Regions from separate parts of the Homo sapiens genome. Here region 2 is linked to region 1. A link is a loop called in an ENCODE intact Hi-C map of the cell type or tissue named here. Cell type or tissue: Caco-2. All regions are shown on one strand.

The links. Peaks named below come from ENCODE experiments on the same cell type or tissue, not always from the same donor. Only the 100,000 strongest peaks of a DNase experiment are listed, where the experiment ranks them.
Region 2: a loop joins it to region 1, with 16 times the contacts of the local background. A loop is called at or near these places in 20 of 110 quality-filtered maps.

What each region holds. Positions count from the first base shown.
Region 1 is chr1:172,824,959-172,827,458 of GRCh38, forward strand. LOC105371618 (a long non-coding RNA gene) reads right to left here. Exons shown (of 3, transcript XR_007066734.1): 3 at 167-231. Among named protein-coding and RNA genes, the nearest start is that of FASLG, 170 kb to the left of the region's middle. In Caco-2, a CTCF peak has its summit at 1,227; no DNase peak of the experiment used is centred here.
Region 2 is chr1:173,419,345-173,421,844 of GRCh38, forward strand. The region is part of intron 1 of PRDX6-AS1 (PRDX6 antisense RNA 1); the gene reads right to left. The region is part of intron 2 of LOC100506023 (a long non-coding RNA gene); the gene reads right to left. It also overlaps a transcript of TNFSF4 not described here. Among named protein-coding and RNA genes, the nearest start is that of PRDX6-AS1, 41 kb to the right of the region's middle. RefSeq lists an enhancer at 936-1,035. In Caco-2, a CTCF peak has its summit at 1,176 (motif pointing right); a DNase peak (open chromatin) is centred at 1,147.

The sequences.
Region 1 (2,500 bases):
TTGATCTTGCTCAGGGGTGGCAGAGGTGGAAGAATATCTCTCTGTAAGTGGACCCACACAGTTCAAACCTGTATGGTTCAAGGATCAACTGTACTATTCAGAAGAAGTCCATTGCCTTGATTTGAAACATTTCAAAGCTTAGGTTATTCTAGTTTTGCTAATTTAGAGCACTTCCATTCACCAGAAGCATCTTTGGACCAGCAGATTAAAGATGCAGGGAGCAGCCAATGCCTTAAAGATTTTTAGAAATAATTAAAGACAGCATTAATGAACATATGGACAGTCTGGCTGAAGATGCCACCTTGCATAAAGGTGGCCCAAACCTTGTCAACTTTGCTCTGTTTTAACAGTTTTACATTTATTTAAAGTCTTAAGAGTTTGTGACACTTTTTGATTAAGTGTGATTAATATGAAGAGTGAAATAACTTCTGTAAATATAAGAAATCATTTTTTAACTCTTAGCTAATTCAATGGGATAAATAAAATAGTGAGCTTGATTTCTTTAACTTAAAGCAGTTATAAGGGATTAAAAGTGCCAAAAAATTTTTTAAAATACTATTGGGTTATGAACTCTTTTAGTGACTTTTATGTCTTTTTCCCTTGAAACCTTCACATTTTCTTTAATGACATCTGTTATTTTTATTATCACAAAAAAAGATAGAGAAAAGCAAAATGACAAAAGATATTATACAACTGGGTTTTATATCTTAAGATAATAAACACATTCTAATTATCACCTAAGGACTGATCCTCTGTAGGTATGCTTTCTATTTTACCAATCTGAACTTGCGGAAATTAAAACTTTTTTTGGAAATGGCTTAAATTTAAACAAAACATCATGTTAGCCTCAAGGCAGGATGTTGTTGTTAAAGATTAGTTTAGAAACACTGATCTCTGTGTATTGCTGCATTTCATCAATATTTTTTACTTAAGACAGTCTGACAGGGATGTTGTCCTTGGGTTTGAATGAACATGGAAAGATTTTGTATGTGTTTTTTGTTGTCTGCTTTATATATATATAATCACTCATAATGTATAAAATATTCATAACCAGTTAAAATATACGGAAATTTTGAAAAATTAGGCAAGTTATCTTTGCTCTCCTTATCTGCAAAATAAAGAGAGGGTTTCTAAAGTTCTTTGAGCTGTGGAATTCTCCTTCTCTGGGAACTCAACCCAGTAGCTAGCTCTAGGAGGAAGTTGAGAAAAATGCTATTCTCAAGAGTAGCCACATGGTGGTGGAATGATTCCTCACAAAAATGGTATTCAGCTTCCCTGAAAGCAAAATGATTACATCCCAAAATTGAGTTATTCAAGGATCTCAGGAGACATGTGACGAAAGAGAGGAGGCAGCTCTGCGTGCTTCTGGGTCCCAGTGAAAATAGAAACATAATGTTCCTGTACACAAAGTAGTTAGAACTCTACCAAAGGCAATTCATGCAACTTTATTTCCCTTCTGACCTCGTGTTTGAAAGATATTTTTGAGTATTAAACTGTATATTTGTAATGAAATAAAGACCCTCATTTACTGTGTGCCTCTGCAATCTGTATTCCTTTAGCCTCAGTCAGCTATTTCTTGGCCTTGCATCGCCTCTAGCTGTGCCCTAATTCTTCTCCTTTCGTTTTCAGCTAAGTAAACTGTATTCATGACTGTAATTCATTTACACTTCAACACATCACGGTTCGGAGCCTAGACTCACTTCTAAAGGTCACCAATGAACTTTGTATTGCGAAACCCAAGGATGCTTTCTCAGTCCGTATCTTACGCCCTATCTTAAAACCCTCTGGTTTAGTTTCTTGACTCCAATCTGTCCTGGCATTCCTCTTGCTTCTTTGAGTGATTTCTTTCTTGTCTTTTGGGGCTCTTCCTCTTCTGTGTGTCCAGTAACTACAATAACCCAGGTTTCTAACATTACCCCAAAGTCTCCATTTCTTTACATACTTTGCTTGAGGAATTTCATCCTTGTCATTGTTTCATTTATAACTGGAATGACAACTAATGTCAAACTTAATCTTTACCCTAGAACTCATATGTAATCTTTAGCTTGATATGTCCCAGAAGAATCTCAAACTCAACATACCTGGAACTGTCTTCATTGTTGTTCTCTGTTCACCAATGGTTCCTTTATTTCTAGCTTAATTACTGGCATAACCATCTTGTTGCCCAAACCAGAGATTAAATAATTATGTAAGACTTCTCATTGTCCTGGGCCTTCTACATCTAGGCAATCAGCAAGGTCTAATGGTTTTAGCTCATAACTATTTTTTAAATCTGTTTTCAGGCTCATCCCCAATAACGATTTCCTTACTTAGGTCCTTGTCCTCTCCTTGGAACATCGCAATCTGTAGTTTCCTTTCTCCTGACTTGCTTCCCTTAAATCTGGTCTCTACAACGTAAGGAGCATACTTTTTCTAAAAGCAAAACCCAATCATTTAACCTCCTTGTGTAAACATTTTTAATGGTTCTTCATCATTTACAGATTAGAGTACAAAGTTCTTA
Region 2 (2,500 bases), 590 kb after region 1:
AAAAAAAAAAAAAAAGAAGAGTTAGAGTAACCCAAGCGGACAAGCCTGCTCTTGCCCACTTGCCATGTGATGCCCTCTGCCACGTGAGGATGCAGCAAGAAGGCCTTCACCAAATGCCAGCACCATGTGCTTGGACTTCCCAGCCTCCAGAACTATAAGCAATAAATTTCTTGTCTTTATAAATGATCCAGTCTGTAGAATTCTGTTACAGCAATGGACTAAGACAGGCATGATTTGGGGTACAGAGAAGGAAAACTGAGAGGTCACAGAAGAGAGAGGAGGGTGGAAGCTGGGGGAGAGGCACTGATGGAACCAGCTTCCACCCTTCCCTGCAGGGCTTGGAAAGACCCATGAGGACACAAGGGAGAATAAAAGGAAGCAGCCCTGATTGCCATGGCTGGGTCAGGGTCAGGAGGCTAGGACTGCTTTATGTCCCTGCTATAATGGACTTATGGGTTTTTTAAGATTTTTTAAAATAGATTAACTATAGCTCCTAGAGCTGACTCTACTGATAACTTTACCCTGGACTCCCTCCCTGATTTTGACCTTAGTTTGTGTGGCGGGGGGGGGGATGAGAGGCTGCGGTCCAAATGGAATGCAGTTTGCCTGTCCTCTATCAGCATCAATGCATCACCTTTCCCCCGATTTTTACCTCATGATATATTTATGCATTTAACGCATGTTTATTGAGTGAGCTGCATGCAGCAAAATGCACGTAAAAAGCAATTTTTTTTCTTTTTTCTTTGTCCTTTCAACTCCTCTCTCTGGATTTGCCTTGTCCCTGCACTTGAGATGAAAGCTAACCAATACCACGGATTTTCTAGCCACTCTGAGCCATTAAATAAAGAGGCTCTTTAAAACAAACAAACAAAAAAAAAAGTAAAAAACAGTCTACTCAACCTGAAGCTTCTCCCCTCTCAGACTCCTTCACTTCAGGTTTGGAAACTCGGTACCAAGGAGGAAGGCATGGACTTCACCATTTTCTCTCCTCCACCTCTCGTAGCCAGCTGCTAATTCTCAAGCCTCAAGCTGTGAGAGATTGAGAACTGAGGGAAAGGACACAGTACTTGACGGCTCTTACTGTCATGACGCGGCCTTGGTGCCCTCTGGGTTTAGCATGTTTTCCAACGCTTTCCTTTCCAGCCTCACTTAGGCACATTGCAGTTAAAGAATATGGCCACCAGGTGGCAGTAAAGGCCTTTTTTTTTCCTGGCCAGTAGACCCTACCCTCCGGTTTTATATGGCTACATAATTTCTTTAAGATGATGTCAAATATGCTTTCCCTACATTTCAAAAGAAAAGAAAGTAAACACTTAAAACCACAAACTGGTCAACTTAGCAAAAACTAAATATAATTTAAAGATGATGCCCTAGGGAATAAACGTGTAAAGAAAACCTCCCAAGTTGTTAATTATGTAATTACATAACTAATTTACTAAGTCTTTCTCTTCCTCAAATTATTACTGTGTAAGTCTAAATCTTATTCCCAGATCTTGATCATAATTTACCTTCCCTTAATTTAGAGTCAGAAACTTTTCCCCAAAGGCTCCTGTATGGCCAATTGTCATTTAAAGACCTTTATTAATAACAACTATTATACTAATAATATCCATTTGTTTTTTACTATGCACCAGTTACAGTTATGTTACAGTCACTACTTATAGTTATGTGTTGACTACACACAGACTACACACTGCGATAAAACCTAACTGTGGTATTATTTTATCCTCACACCATCCCTACATGTCACCACCACTGCCCCTGCCCGCATTTAGGGTTGCCAGAAAAAATATAGGCCGCACAGTTAAATTTGAATTTCAGATAAACAACAAATAATGTTTTAGCATATGTCCCACGCACCATTAGGGACATAGTTATTGCATGGGACATAAATATTTTATGGGACATATTTACACTAAAAAATAATTATTTATCTGAAATTCAGCTTTAACTGGACATCCTAGATTCTTATTTGATAAATTTGGCAACCTGACCCCCATTTTATGGATAAGGAAACTGAACCTCCAGGAAGGTAAGCAATGTAATGAAGGCTAAGAGCTGGTAAGCAGCACTGTGGAGCTGTGAACCCCAGACCCTCCGAACCGGGTTCCCTCCCTACCATACTGCCCCTCCTTGTTGTCTAGGGAATTATTCTCATCTGCCAGCTGCTGGTAAAATAATCTGCCATCCTCAAGTAAAATAATCCTTGTCACTGTTCTCAACTAAATAGAAGAAAAGCTTTTCTTCCCAGCCAAGAAAGAGTCACTGAAAGACAAATTCTCATGACTGATTTTCCCGTATCTGTCTTCCTTGCCAATTTATCGTTTCTGGAAAAAAAAAAATGAAAATCCCCCTTATTTTTTTCCCCACTGATATTCATATTTTTGTAACTATTTCAAGGCTACCTCTAGTAAACTGAAATGTAAATACAACAGTCCATCCCAATTTGTTCTTCTGGCTTAATTACCTGAAACATAATACAGTAATTTAGAACTACGCA